Linked DNA regions of Mus musculus: region 2 is linked to region 1. The links are chromatin loops, found by intact Hi-C in ENCODE. Cell type or tissue: gastrocnemius. All regions are shown on one strand.

Region 1 (8,000 bases):
GTTCTGGCTTAAGCCTGCCTACCTTACCAAAATCCGTATATGTACATGCCATTTCTGTTTAGTGTGAAAACTAATCACTGAAATTATTTGCATTGGCTGCGGTGTCTGAGCATCAGCCTGTCCAACTGTGCGTTTATATCCTGGTGACTATGCCGGGACATGCAACTGTCTGATAGCTATCCGATGTCAGGATTTTACCAAAGCCCCACTGAACAGTATTATGACATGAGACGAATAGTGCCACTGCTGGCGATCATTCTACCTTAAAAGCTTTCCCAGCCAAGTACAAGAACTGGTGTTGCCTAGGTACCTGATTGTACCTAATTTGCACTCATGCACCATGGCTACTGGTCAAGTGTCCCGGACAGATGTGCTGAATCGAAATAATGCAGATCTGGTATGGAGCCTGTGCTGTCCAATGTAGGAGCTGTGTGACCTTGAATAAGCTCCTTAGTGCCTGAGTCAAAGGTTTCTTATATGTAAAGAGATGGCCAGCACGTGTTTTCTCTAGAAATTACATGAAGGGATGCGTGTAAAACGAACATTATTGAGTTCTCGGTATGATTTAGTTGTAGACACAGGTTTTGGCATTTGGTTATTTCCTTGTTCTATAACTGGGGGGTCGAACATTGAGTCTTATGATGGTATGAAAATCTCTACCACTGAGTTGCATCCCCAACCCTTTCCCTAGCCCTTGTTTTATTTTGATGCAGGGTTTCTCTAAGATGCCTGAAATAGCCTGAATTCACTCTCTAGGCCAGGCAAGATCTAAACTTTCCATCATCTCCCTCTCTCTTCCATATAGTAGCTGGGACAAACAGCTTCTACCCCTAGACCCAGCTTGTGCTTATTTCTAGTCTGTACTCATAATCATTTTATGCTATCATACACAGATGTAAAAATCATTACCTAAACTGGACACAGTGATTTTTTTGATAGCTAATTTTTGACCCAAAGCTTTCTTCTCTTGCTTTTTATATTGCATGTTTATCATTAGAATATTTCACTCTGCCGTTATTTTTTTTTGACATACAAATTTTATGCCAGAATACAAGGCGTAGAGACAAATAAACAAGGCATGTTTTTGCCATAATAGGCTCCTTGCTCTAACTGTCTCAGTTCCATGTTCAAGAGGAGGTATTGAAGTGCAGTGTAAAGATTGTGTAACAGACTGACAAGTGGATAAAATACACAAAAGACTTAGAACCCAATATCATGGTGGTGGGAAGTGATAACCTGCAGACACTTTTTTTTCCTTTCAAGAAAATTAATTTTTTAAATAAAATCATCTGTATGTTATTGCTAGGGTTTACTTGACACCAAATCACATGTGAATCAGACTTATTGTGTGGAAGACATTTAAGAGTAGTATGCAGCTGGGTTTGGTAGCATACTTCTTTAATCCTAGGATTTGTGAGGCCAAGGCAGGTGGATCTCTGAGTTCGAGGCCAGCCTGGTCTACAGAGTGAGACCCAGAACTAAATAGAGAAATCTTCATCTCAAAAACAAAACAAACAAAAAATGGCATTCCAGTATATTCTTCTACTGAGATAACAAAAAAGGTGAGGTAGAGAAGGGCCACGGTAATCAGACTTAAAAAGATGGTAGAGAATTTTAATTAGACTCAGTCTTTTCTCTTCCCAGCCATTATGTCCCAAATAGTGTTCAGCTAGAAAGCGTTAGCCACCGAAGCTGGGCGTCTTCATAAGTTGTCCCAAGAGTGAGAGAGCAGGTGAAGTGAGAGCCATCAATCATTAGTCAGCCCCGCCCCCATCTTCTCCCATTCACTGGACATGGGAGACCCAGGTTGGCGATGGGGTCCAGTCTGCAGAAAGTTCTGTGCTGGTGGTGAGTGAACATGCTACATGGAACAGGGGACATGTGACCACACCATTTAGCATCACACAATCAAAGCAGTTCCAGGATGTCTTAATGTGTTTACTGACACATCGTCATTCTCCCTTGAATATAGGAGAGATGATAATGAAGATAATGAAGCACTCTGCTTAAAAAAGCCATAGATTGTTAACAAATAACAAGCTTTGACGACCAGCGAGTGGAGGAATGAAGCCGCTATTATTCTTTCCTGAAACTGCAGAGGCATTGATTTACTATAGAAATAATTGCATTATAATTGCGTGTGACTTTTCAATGCTGTTTGGAATCTTTTATTCCTTTCAGTGTGCCACCAAAATGTTTAGTGCTTCAAAGGATGCCATAAACACCCTAGCGGAGCATTTGTTGAACTAGAAAATTAGGTGCGATTAGACTAATAAACCAATCTCGCGGGGAGCTCTTCGCGAGGACGAGGGTTTCTTCAGAATCTGTTCCTATGGCATTCTGTTTCCTGACATTTTAACCCTAATTTGTCTTCCTTTTAACTAGATGCTTTCGGAGACACCCCGTTTCTGTTTGTTCTACCCTCTTCGCTTCTGCCAAGTGCTTTCTTATGCTTCTCTGTCTTGACCTTCCCTGGAAGGGTAACTCCCACAGGATGACTGCTGGTCATCTGCAACCCTGAGTATGTGTCTGGGTCACCATACCTGATTTCAGTGTGATGTGTGATCCTTACTTTGCCAATGCTCTTGGTGGCGGTGTCTACAGGAAAGATGTTCCTTTGTTGTTTATGATGGTAGAGAAGTCAGAGATCTGGTAATAATTGTCATTAGCTTTCCATATTCTGCAGTTCTTACTGAATGGGGTGATTTGTACTGCGTAGGAGAAGGCTAAGATGAGAAGAAGGGCTGGCACTACCAGGCTCTATCTGAGAGCCCAGTAGGGTTGCACTAAACAATAGGGAATGCAAGCAAGTGATCTTTCCTATTAGGTCAGTATGTATAAATTACACTGACCTATACTTTATTTACTTAAAAAAGTTTACCCTTCCTTCCTGTATTTTCTCATAGGGCAGGAAACCACACTTGTATTTGAAATATGTTTTCTGAACTGGGTTAATGCGGCTGACTTACGAGAGCATACATGAGTACATTTGTAACTTAGGGTACATTTTGTAAGCGTGTTGTAAAATAACCTGGACATTCACTCCTCGAATCTTGAAGCATTTGGATCCATTGCTTAAGGAACGTGTGTCACAAACTGTTCTAACAACAACAACAAAAAAATTCAATTATAATAATTGGACATTTTCTATTTATTTTGCATTACTATTAGCCCCGCAGTTTTTAGTACTCATAACATTATGAACTCCATCAAAGACTAGCCCCACGGGCCCTGAGGACTTGGGCCAATAACATAATGGTAAGTCGCATCATGTATATAGTTCATCTGCCTAGTGTTTTGAGGTTTTCAAGTTGTATCCACTAGGAAGGCTCTGTAGATAAAGGATGAGAGGGAAAGGCATTAGGTACATTAGTTGAAATTGGCATCATGATGCCAAACTGTAATAAGCCTTAAGGGAGCTCACTGTTGAATCTACTCAATTGAATGCTGCAATTTCCCATAACAATTTAAAAGGCCTGCAGGCATGCTAAAGTCATAGCTGGATCTTTCAGTTAACACTCTGTAACATGACCCCAAAGCCTCATTTACATCACAGCAATTAAAATATATTCCACATTACATGCTTGCTACCATGTACTAGAGAAATAATTCGACCAAGTGCTGTGTTTTCCAAAACACAGTCATGAAAAATCAGAGAATTCACAATTTCTTCTCTCCAAAGTGATATTTTCATAGCGTACATGATTACTGGGGGTCATGTGTTTATGAAGGGGCAGAGGGCAGAGCAGGAGAAGAAGATGCAGTCAAGATGCCTGATAGTTAGTAGTCAAGACTATTTGGTGGCCCACGTGAAATTAGGTTCGTGGTCTTCGTCTGCTCCATAGGTGACAGGTGTCCAATATGCAAAATTATTACAGCAATCAGTGCTAATTGGCCCCCTACATGTAACCAGAAAGTAGAGGGACCAAAAATTAAATGAGTATTAAAATAATTCACCTCCTACCTGCAGAAATGCTATCTCTAGACAGGGGTAGAAACCTCCACAGAGCCCATTTAGGAAGCTGAGGGAAATTTTCAATGGCGCCCAACCTTGGAAGGAATTATTTGTACAAATTAGAGTCCTTCACCAGTGCTACTGCAAATTTAATTAAAATCTCTCAGCATATAGATTATTAACTGACAGGACATCTATTTATTTGTCTGGTTGTTGGTTGGTTTTGTTTTCTCAGAACAGGGTTTCTCTGAATTCCTTTGTAGACCAGGCTGGCCTCGAACTCACAAGGATCCACCAGCCTCTGCTTCCCAAGTGGTGCGATTAAAGGCATGCGCCACCACGCCTGGGTAGCATGCCCATTTTTAATGAGATGAGCAGCAAATTAAATTTATCTGACAGCAAAGCCACCATGGCCAGAATGGGATCCTATCTTCTAGACAATTGCTGGTGCACTTTGGCAATGCCTTTCCAACTGCAGAAACACAGACAAAATTGACTCACTTCTCACTGTTGTGGTGGCTTTATATTTATCGAGTAGCCACAACTTAGCAGATTACCTTGAGAGTGTGGTTTGTTTGCTTGTTTGTTTTTTTTAAAACAATTGTCTGAACACGTCGCCCTGGTATTAAGCAGTGGCAGAAGTCCAGCTTTGACACTTGGCAGGCAGGCAGGCAGCCGGAGAACCAAGTGTGCTGACTTTCTCTGTGCGTCTACTGGAACACTCTTGCCTGCACTGCCCTTTTGTGGTCAGGAAGAGCGGTGAAAGAATCCTGCTTCAGCAGACATCTGAGAAGGCACCAGCTTCAGCTGCTGCCCAGCTCCACTTTAACTCTCTGCCTTGCTTTATAACTGCCATTAGTGGAAACATGGGAGTGAATTTAATGGCTTTTCTTGCTCCCAAGCCTTTGTGCTCATTATTGAAAGGGCTTCCTTTGTGCCGACAAAGTCCCCTCCTAGGCACCCACTTGAGCAACAACGTGGGACAGCCTGAATTACAGCCCCCAGCCCCTCAGCAAGTGTCTCTGACCCAAGTTGAGCCATGTCTACCGACCTTCTAAAAATGTCTGAATTATGCACTTATCTATCTTTCTGATGTAAAACATCCAAGAAATCCAGGGCCAAGTGATTGAATGCACGTTTCCTATTTTTACTTAACTAACTGGCAGCATTTAGACGGAGCCAAAGTGCTCAGTGTGCGATGCATACACACTTTACGATGTATGACTAAACTTAAGATGTCAAAACATTGAATTAGGTGAGACTACACCTCGGGAAGCATATTTATAGTCCTTGATACGGTTACATTTCAGTTTGCTTAAAAACAAATAGTAAACACTGGTGGTGTAAAATATTACAGGAAACCTCCATGTGCAGCCAACTTCCCAGGCTGACTGTAACAACATTGGTCCCAAGTCTCATGATGTTAGAAGCTAAATCTAACCCCAAGTAGCCTATGGCATCTTCACAGCGCACCAAGAGGGTCTGTTTCTTTTTCAGTGTGTATATGTGTCTATGGACGTTCATGTGTATGCAGGGACACATGTGTCTATCTATATAGTCTATATGTCCATGTGTGTGCATGGATATAAAGCCCAGAAGTCAACCTCAGATGTTATCATCAAGAACCCTTTGAGGTAGGATCTCTCACTAAACCCTGAGTCCACCAGTTAGTCCAGACGCCCACTAGTTAGCAAACCCCATGGGTTCCACTGGCTTCATTCCCTAGCACTGGGACGACAAGCTTGGGCCACGATACCCAGCGGTTTTATGTGTATTCTGGGACTCGAACCCAAGTCCCCTTCCTTATAAGCAAGCAATTTGCCAGCAGTTCCCAAGAGGGGTTCCTTCAGATTTTTTGTGGCCACTTAGGCTCTCAGACTGAATCCAAAGTCCTTTTGAAACCCTGGAGCAACTCTACCATGGGCTTTTCCATTCCCTTAGAGATACTCACTTCAAGGAGGAAAAGTGTTTTGAGGGAATCTGTTCATATATATCTTTCTTCCACTGGACCTCATTACATTGAGGGACTATGTTCCATTCAACACTGGACCCTGCTTCTCCCTCCCTGGGAGTTTGTGAAGAAGGTGCCATTTGGTTGGGCTGGGGCTTTTCAGACTGAGATCAAAACTGTCCTGTAGGCAGTAGACAGAATGCATGTTTATTATAGCAATTTTGCCTGTGGGTTACCGAGGCGTGAATAACGGCAGTTATCCTTTATTCTCCAAGTACTTGTGGGTAGTTATCAGGTATCCACCTAGTTGTTACTAAAATAAACCTAACATAGCTCTTTGAATCCAGAGCCTCTTAATCAGCTTTATGGCTGCCCTTGAAAGCCCCTTCAGTGTTTGCCTACCGCCTTCTGCAACCAAGACATAAATATTTGGATAACGTTATATATGAAATCATTTTGAAATTATTCGTATGGAGGCTGTGCTCTCCACCTCGTTCTGTGGAGGAATTTCTGAATAAGCGCATAAAAATTCACGACTAAAATTCCATTCAAAAATTTTAGCAAAATACCAGTTTCCTTCTGCGTGTCTTAATTCCTTGCTGTCTGACTTCTGTAACTGAGCTTGGATCCATTTTTAATCCACCTAGTGCCCTTAGGTGACTAATGTGGATGTTACTCTTGCACATGGGACAAAGTTCTTGACCTAATGATAGTAGCTGGATTTTATCAAGTATGCATATGCCAACCACCACACTAAACACCTTGAATTTATTTTAATCTCTTCTAATCTTCATGGTCTGTCTACAAGAAGGCTATTAGTGTGTGCTTGCTAGGAAATTAAATATAGGAGACAGAGCCTTAGAGACTTTATGCAACCACTTAAGGCCACATGTCTCATCAATGGTAAATAGTGAGAGCTAGACTTTACACATGAGTTTGTATTGTTGAAACTCCTGCACTGTCTTGTTCTTTACGCTTGTATCAGTATAGATATTTTTAGTTGAAAAAATGCAGGCTAGGAACATATTGTTTCCGAATCTGTTTCTAAATCGTATTTCTGTCTCTGAGGTCTGTTTCTTCTTTATAGACTGCAATGGCAGGCAGTCTTTCTCCAGAAATGTAAACAAGCTCCAAGTTTACAGCCTCCCAGATTAGTAACAGCAATGAAATGAAATAGGCTTGCAGCCAGTGGCTTTATCAGATGTCCCGGGACTGACCTTACCGGCACGAATTAGGTCACAGGTCCTCTCCTGTGCAATCACTGACATCGAGTGTCAGGGCCACATGAACCAACTCTCTCATCTCCACGGAGGGAAACACAGGTTTGCAAGGAGGATTCCAGTGACCATGAGGAACCCCATGAGCGTAGCCTGTCCCCATGGATAACCGGACCACATGGGGTGGAAGACAACTAAAGAGAATTGGGCCCATGTCCCCATCTGAAACATATAATACCATACATTCCATTGGCCCTTTATTTTTAGAGGAGCAGCTTGGAAATGTTTTCAGTATATTCAAGTGTCTTGTTGGCCTTGGATTCTTTTCCTTACTCCTCCGATGAGTTTCATTTGGTTTTTATTTTTGCTTCCCCCGTACTGGGTTCTCAGCAGATTTAAATATGATGGTATTTTCAATAGGACAGCCTCATGATTGTTAACAGTGGGTCTCTTGATATCCTGAATCAATTTGTTAAAACCCTTTGCTGTTCCCTGCAGTCCCCCTTTCTTTCTGTCTGCTTTGTTTGTTTTTATTTATTGTTTTGTTGTTGTTGTTGTTGTTGTTAAATGTTACTGTTTGTCTTTTTGAGACAGCATCTCCTTAAGTAGGCTTTCCTGGGACTTTCTTAGTAGCTGAGGTTCACCTTGAACATATATTTCCAATGTAAGCCTCTTGAGTATTGGGGTTGTTCGTGGGATTTTCATTGTTTAATTCTCCTGCTTGTTCTAAGATTTTGATGTGAAGGCAGTGACTGAGGATACAGGTGTGATGGCTAGGAATGAAATTCAATCTATAAAGTGATACCAAGAAAATCTAAATTTGATCCCCAGAACCTATGGAAAAAAAAAAAGTCAGGCGTGGTGATGTGTGCTTTTA
Region 2 (8,000 bases), 340 kb before region 1:
TCTAAGTCCTAAGACTTCAAGCACAGGCCATCACTCGTGTCCTGATTTTATACTTTTGCTGACAGTGTTGGTGCCACAGGAATAGGTCTGTGTCATCACTAATCACAATCCTGGTGAATGGCAGCAAAGGGAAACACGCAGAGTACTGGCTAAGCTGTGGTGCATGCTAGCCCAGGGATTGTCAAAATTGTGGAAACAAATATCTGTGGACCTAGTTTAGTCTTTGAGCCAGAAAAGACCTCAACAAAGATGTGATCTGTGGATCAACACCCAAGAAAAGCACAAGAGTGGCCAAGAAAATGGGGGGCAGTGTCCATGCTGGACTCTGGGTCCAAAGACGAAGGGTGTCTAGCTCTTATAATCCAATTCTACCAAACACACAGAAAGCCCTCAGCACAATATAAATAAAATATGGCTGTACATGCCCACTTTCTCAGAGCTCAGAAAGTGGGTGCAGAAAGATCAGAGGTTCAAGGTCATCTTTAGCTATATAGGAAGTCTGAGGATACAAAAGACTTTGTCTCTAACCATATCCTCACCACCACCACCACCACCACCACCACCACCACCACCACCACCACCATCGTCACCATAATTGTTAGGGGCTGGAGAGAAAGTAAAAGTACTATGACCATGAGGACCTGAATTCAAATCTCTAGCATCCACATGAAAGACAATTCATAAATAAATAATAAATAAATAAGATAATTCACGGCCATACTCGCCTCTAATCCCAGTACTAGGAAGCAAAGAGGGACAGAGGTTGTGAGTCACTGGCCAGCCAGAGTAGCACAAACAAACCAAGCTTTAGGCTCAGTGTGACCTTGTCTTAAAAGGAAGATGAAGAGCAAAAAGGACTACTCCTGATAACATCAACCTCTGACCCTCTGACCTTCAAACACATGCAGCCTCAGTGACTTTGTGGGTCTCTCTCTCTCTCTCTCTCTCTCTCTCTCTCACTCACCCACTCACACACATATTACTATTATTATTATTGTTAATTAATGTCATAAATTATTCTAAGCCCCTGCCCCCTGTCTCCCCCGCCCCCTCCCCGCCCCCCTGCCCCCCTGCCCCCTCTGTTTCTCATTGTGGTGTGGTTCAGCCCTTAGCATGCATCTTTAATCCCAAGTAACAAAGGCAAAGTTAATATGTAGAAGGAAGCAGCCACATTTTTAAGTGATACCTGAGTAGCAGACAAAGTGATGAATCGGGGAAAGATTTGACAGGATATGCCCAACTCTCAGGAGAACAGAAAGGAAAGAGAGGACACTTCAGAGAAATCAGTGCAGAGGAGAGAGGGTGGTTTTACTGGGACAGTTGTACAGAGACAAGTTGTCAAGAGAGAGAACAAGCTAGACACAGGTGATGACAGGATGAGCCAGAGAATGAAAGGAGCTAGAAGACTAGAACAGATTGCTAGAGTTAGTTTGAGTCCAAGCAGAACAATCCAGGAGAAACTGAGAGAGAGAAGCCGGATTGAATCAGTCAGCTTGGAGAGGAGTTTTGAGCCAGAACAGCAGAGCTGACCAGCCAGCCAGAGCCCAGAAAGAACTGGGAAGGATGAGCTTCTATCACAGAGGCGGAAAACATTCTAGATAAGATAGCATGGAGGCTAGAAGTTTCCAGAACTAAGCCTAGGTTAGCAGACTGCGGCAGTAAGCCTCAGGGATGACAATTACTACAGGAGAATTTACAGACCTCCATGTAATTTAAGGATCACCTCTCCAAAGTGCTGTGAGACTAAGATCATTTTGCATTTTAGAATATTCACGCACACAGGATGACTCACGTTACAGATGAGGCCCAAAGCCTAAAGAACGCACTTGTGTTTCATGGACCAGTTATACACATTGCTCAAAGGTGTTTTTCTTTCTTTTTTTTAAGAAGCGTGGATCTGTGGTGTGTATGCTGCTATGCATGTTTACATGTGTGTGCACCTGTAAGTACATGCATGTGGAAGCCCAAAGGTGATGCCAGGTGTCTACTTCAATCAATCTCCACTTCACTCATTGGGGGAAGGTTAAGCTGAACCCGTGAATTGCCAATGCTGGTACGTCTCACCAGTGAAAACTCCCCCCACAATCCCCTTGCTCTGCTGACAGAGCGCTGGGATTCTAAGAGTCAGCCATTTCTACCTGGGTACCACATGTGGGCAGGGAATTCAAACCCAAGTCCTTGTGTTTCGATCTATCCACAAAGCCACGCCCTGCCCCAAAGGTGCACACCTGCCACTGGCAATTTCACTGCAGCCATCTCAGGAGGTCAATGACTAGGTTTCCCACTTGCTGTCCCATCTCAGGAGGTCAACGACTAGGTTTCTCACTTGCTGTCACTTTGAAAGCTTTGGATTTGGACCTCTTTGGACTGGGGTTCTCAGTCTACTCAAAAGGTGAGCACTCCCGTGAATCCTTTCTATAAATATTGTTCTTACGAGCTAACGCCAAGCTTGGATGGAGAGATTATGAATTTAGATAAATGAGAACATGGCCTTAAGTCTTGGACCTGATTTCCCAGTAACCATATTTACCTTCTCCCAACTTGGACATTTCAGTGAACCTCTCCCACTGCCTCCATCCCTGGTCCCAGACCAAACTCTGCTTAAGATGTGATTCTCCAATGAACCTCTGATTCCTTTCGCTAGTGCATCTGAGTTGGCACAGGCTCATCCTATATTGCTAGAACACTTGGGATAGCCACTGGGTCACATATAACAGTCTCGCTCTCTGTTGGTCTCTAGTGTCCACAGTACTTTGTTGCAATCGTGTGAATAGTTGGATGCTGATATAGAACAAGACGACCTTTATGTGTTGCTTGCTGCACACAAGACCGGATCTACATTCTAGATTTCAAGATAGTTATGGCTGGAAAGACTCTAAGCTACCAAGTCACCTGATGCCGTCATTGGACCGGTGGGAAATATAGAATGGAGATAATTAAAGTAACATGGGGGGGGGGGTGCATTGTTTGTGGTCATTAATATTATTTGTCAGCTTGTCAGCATGTATAATCACGTAAGAAACAAACCACTAGGCGTGTCTATGAGGGAGTTTCTAGATTAGAGTAATTGAAGTCGTAATACCCACTGTAACTGAAAGGGGGCGCCATTCCATGAATTCGGATTCAGAACTGAACCAACAGATAAAGCAAGCTGGGCACAGGATTCACCTCTCGTGTCCCAACTGGGGGCACAGTAGAATTAACAGTCTCATGACCCTGTCATGATGAACCGTGCCTTCGAGCTGTGAGCCAACATAATTTTTTGCTTCTTTAATTTGGTTTTGTCAAGTATCTCAACACAGCATGGAGAATGGCAACTAAAGCATCCGTACTACGCTGTGAAAGCATACTTCATCTGGATCCGGTGCCAAGTGCAGTGATAATGGATGGATGTGATCCCACTTGGGAGCCCAGAGCAGGAGGGTTAAAGGTTTGAGGAGTGGGGAAAGGCAGAAAGGCCTGTGTTCAAATTCTAATCACATTGCTTATTCGTTGGGCAAACAGATCTCTACGGATCCTTCCATTTCTCCAGTTTAAAATGAGGACATTCCTACTTTGCAAAATAGCCAAGATAATTAAAACTTATGTACATTAAACTCATGACAAAAAGCAGTAAATGACAGCTATTGTTACATGCTTACACTCCGTTCTCTATGTACCAGTAAATTACGGGACTGTTTTGTAGCCAGCACCAACACAAGCCTATAACTCATGTCTCTCACACAAAATGCTCGTTTCTCTATGCAACATCCAGCCTAATAGAAATTTGCATGGGTCCATGGGTTCCCACCAGGTCTATTTAAGAATAACAAACAAACATATCTCTTCCTGTGCCCATTGCAAGCCCTTTGAGACTTTTCTGTGCCCTGGAGAATCAGATATACAATTTGTAATTTTATTCAGCAGTGAAATGCCAACATGGGGGTGTGGGGGGACTGCTAAAACAATATTTCAACCCGGGAGTACCAGGTCTGGCACACAGAATAAAAGGCTCTTTACTAGGAAAAATAATCTATCAATTTTATGAAAGGGCTTTTGGAAAGGCTGAACATAGTAGCACTGCAGTTTAAAACAGAAGTGGTACACTGTTCTAATTTGGGGGGCAGGGGTGTGGACATTGTATGCCTCCACTACAGAAAGGAATTTTGTTTGCGTCAACCTATATTTTTAGAATATGACATGCAAATAATGTTATTTTATATGGGTTAATAAGGGCTGTGAGAAAATGAGGGTGTATGGCACATATAAAGATAATAATAATAGATAGATAACCTTGGACACATCTCCACAGTTAAAACACTGAAAAAAATAATCTTTCCCTGCACATAAAAAAAATCCTCTTGGGTCTATCGTCCTGTGTATATTCCTTGCATTAAAATATAGCTGTGGTCTTAATCCTGGTAAAGAACAAGTCCAGAGAGGGCTCTGTAAAAGAGAGGGCTCCACGGAGCTTATTTTTGGTAAGAGCCACTTGAGGGCGCTCTAGAGTTCACTGCAGCCTGTCCGTTCACTCAAAAGGTGGCTGGTTGCCTAGGGAATATTGCTGAAGGTTTGAAGTTGCAGAACAGACCAGCAATGTGTGAATAAAGAGCCCCAATAAAGAGCAATGGCCAGGGCTTAGTAATTCAGCACCGCCGTATAGTCAGGGGTCCCTGCAGCCACAGAAGGACGTCAAAGTGATAAAAGGCGAAACACACTCCAACAGCAAAATTGACTGTGTACTTCCCCCATGGTCTATTTATTAATTTCTGGATAGATAGATAAATAGATGATAAATACAGATATAGATAGATACATAGATAAATATGTAATATATGTGTATATGTATATATGTGTGTGTGTGTGTGTGTGTGTGTGTGTGTGTGTATGAATGTGTGTGTGTGTGTGTGTGTGTGTGTGTGTGTGTGTGTGTGTGTGCGCGCGTGTGTATTGACCTTAGCTGTTTAGAACCCTAGACATGTCAACTGAGCTAAGGAGAATGTCTGTTTTCGCTCTCTACATAGGTAGAAGCAGAGAAGAAACATAGTATCCACAAGGTGGGCGGCAAACATGGTTAGTTTCAAGTCCTCCAAAGCTAACAGCTGGCAATCAACTCACCCAGAGTAGCCTTTTTGGGGTTGTAGTTTAATTGTGTTAGTTAAAATTGAAACTGGTGTCCTTCATGCCAGTGGCTTAAGTCATATTCTCAGTATCTCCTCCTTACACCTTGGCCTCTATAGTACTTTCAAAATATAAAGACAAGTGTTTGCCTACGACACAAAGCTATGAGAATTCAACAGAGTAGCTGCCTTGTTGCTGGTTTTCTCTGTTCTACCTGAGCATTCTTAGAGATGCTGTTCAGCGATTCTGCAGGGAACCCATCATTAGGATGATGATGATGATGATGGTGATGATGGTGATGGTGATGACGGTGATGGTGATGATGATGATGATGATGGTGATGGTGATGGTGATGATGATGATGATGATGGTGATGGTGATGGTGATGGTGATGATGATGATGATTTGAAAATACACCCAATTTAAAAATAATAGCCTGAATATACAAACTGTCTTTTTTTATATATATATATAGAATGTGAAATTGATTTGTTCCTTTAGGAATATAAAACAAATAATCCCAGTTAATTTTTTTCTTATGATCTCAACCTTACTTTTTTGTACGAAATTAAATAGACATGTTACCTCAGTGCAGTGTGTTCAACATTGGAGAGACTTCTATAACCCATGTCACAGAGCATAGTACTTAACTTCTCTCAAATCGTTGGCTCAATTGCTTATCTCCTGGCTGCTTAATATGTGCTGAAAATCTTCCTACAGCATGGACATCTCTATCCAGTCTAGGACATATGTGGGAACTCAGTAAATGGCCATGATGGATCATGAGTACAGAAGAAAACAGTACACATTACAAAATAAAAGAGAGCAAGCAGACACAAGTGGTCCAGACAGTAGGTCCGAGTCTTGCCTTTGCTACCCTAGGTCATGGTGTAGCCACCTTTTAACTTGTATGAAGTGTCTGGATGTACACCTTGCCCCTGCTGTACGATAACCGGAAGTGCAGCCTGGTGCTGTTGTGAAGTCAAGGTGTGTATCCTACCTACTGTGTGCATGTGAGCTGTATATGTGTTGTGTCAAGAAATAAATGAAACTTGACTAGGTTGAGACAGGGGGGAGGAGTGCTATAAGGAATTGGGAATACAAGACAGAACATGAGGCGAGGCTGTAAGGTGTTACAGAGAAGCTTCATCAAAAAGGTGACATGGTGGCAAAGACTTGGCAACAGTGAAAACGAATGACATGGGTATCAGAAGAGAACGTTCAAAGACCCTGTGGTTGCCTCTAAGAGCCCTCTACCGCAGGAAAAAAGTAAAAGGTGATTCAGCATATCTCTTTTTTAAAAAAAATTCCCTAGACTGTCAGGCTGAAAATAAGGTATAATTCACAACATGTATAGGGAAGGCAATGCTGTCACCCAATTTAGAGCTCACAAAGTCTAGAAACGGCGATGACAGTGCTGGTGCAGGCATGGTGAGATTCTGGGTGGGTCACATCTGACTTTTCCAGCTGGATTGGGCCAAGGATGTAAGAAAGGGAAAACCAAACACTCAAGCATGAAGGACAGACATAGGCAAGGAAGCTCTTCACAGTGACGGTGACCCCCTTGAGACTAAAGACATCCCCAAGCAACCAGTGTCACCAGATGTAAGGAAAGCCACACAGAGATAATTAAGGCATGGTGTGCAGGGGTGAGTGAAACAATGAAAAATGATTTTAGTTAAAAGAATTTAAACGATCAAACAAGGATAGAAGAAAGATCACAATCTAGGGAAATAGTGGGTGAATCTAAGGACTGGTCTGTGATTAGTCTCCAGAATAAACGAAAGATGGAATTACCATCACCCAAATTCTAACCGAGGACGAATGGGAGCAGGTGGAGGAGGAAGAAAAAAAAGAGAACAAGGAGAAGCAGAAGGGGGAAGAGGAGGAGGAGGAAGAGAAGGAAGAAGGGGAGAGAAAGAGAAGGAAGAGTATGAAGGAGGAAGATGAAGAGCAGGAAGAGGAGGGAAGAGAGGAGGCACAGGAGGAAGCGAAAAAGAATAAGGAGAAGCAGAAGGAGGAAGAGGAAAAAGAGGAAGGAGAGAAAGAGGATGAAGAAAGGGAAGAGAAAGAGGAGGAAGAAGAGGAGGAGAAAGAGGACGATAAGGAGGAAAAGGGGGAAAGGAGGAGGAAGAGGAGGAGGAAGAGGAGAAGGAAGAAGATGAAGAAGAGGAGGAGAAAGGGGACAATAAGGAGAAACAGGGGGAAAATGAGGAGGAAGAGGTAGAGGAGAAAGAGGAGGGAGAGAAAGAAGGAAGAAGATGAAGAAGAGGAGGAAGAGAATAAAAAGAAGGAGGAGAAAGAGGAAGAGAATAAAAAGGAGGAGGAAGAGGAAGAGAGAGGAAAGGAGGGGGAAGGACAAAGGAGGGGGAGGAGGAAGAGGAGAAGGAGGAGGTGTCTTGTAAGAATGAGGATGCATGGGAATGGGAGGAAGGGTGAGTCAAAAGTTCAGACATGACAAATCACTCTCCCTGCAGTTTCCCGACACTCCTAGCAGTGTCCAGGTTTGAAACCCATGCCATTATTAACTTCTCTCATCTGAAGGTGGGGTTGCTCCCTGTCTGGACTGTTTATAAACCTCACTTCGCACCTCCTGCACAGTTCTCTCTACTCTACAGCTTTTGTTGGTCTCCTTTTTCATATCTATTAAGTTCTGATCATTTTTCCCCTCTCTTTTGCATTCTGGTTGTTTTCCTTAAATACAACTTGGAAATTATAGTTCTCTCTACCTGTTTCCTAATCTGCTATTAAATTCACTTGCCTTTATTTCAATGACTGTAATTTTCACTGATAAGGCTTTATCTGGTGTTTTATAGATCCACCCAGTATTTCCTTAGATTGGTGTCTTTTTTCTATCCTTTGTTTAATCGCTTTAGTTCTTTTAACCTAGAAAAAAAACC

Evidence for each region. A loop is a pair of places that touch in the nucleus more often than their neighbours do. Peaks named below come from ENCODE experiments on the same cell type or tissue, not always from the same donor. Only the 100,000 strongest peaks of a DNase experiment are listed, where the experiment ranks them.
Region 2: a loop joins it to region 1, with 2.4 times the contacts of the local background. A loop is called at or near these places in 4 of 42 quality-filtered maps.

What each region holds. Positions count from the first base shown.
Region 1 is chr8:48,687,499-48,695,498 of GRCm38, reverse strand. It overlaps a transcript of Tenm3 not described here. Among named protein-coding and RNA genes, the nearest start is that of Tenm3, 17 kb to the right of the region's middle. In gastrocnemius, a CTCF peak has its summit at 4,703 (motif pointing left); DNase peaks (open chromatin) are centred at 4,320 and 4,622; H3K4me3 peaks cover 585 bases; H3K27ac peaks cover 4,133 bases.
Region 2 is chr8:49,032,217-49,040,216 of GRCm38, reverse strand. It overlaps a transcript of Tenm3 not described here. Among named protein-coding and RNA genes, the nearest start is that of Gm25830, 78 kb to the right of the region's middle. In gastrocnemius, CTCF peaks have their summits at 3,096 and 4,476 (motif pointing right); a DNase peak (open chromatin) is centred at 4,489.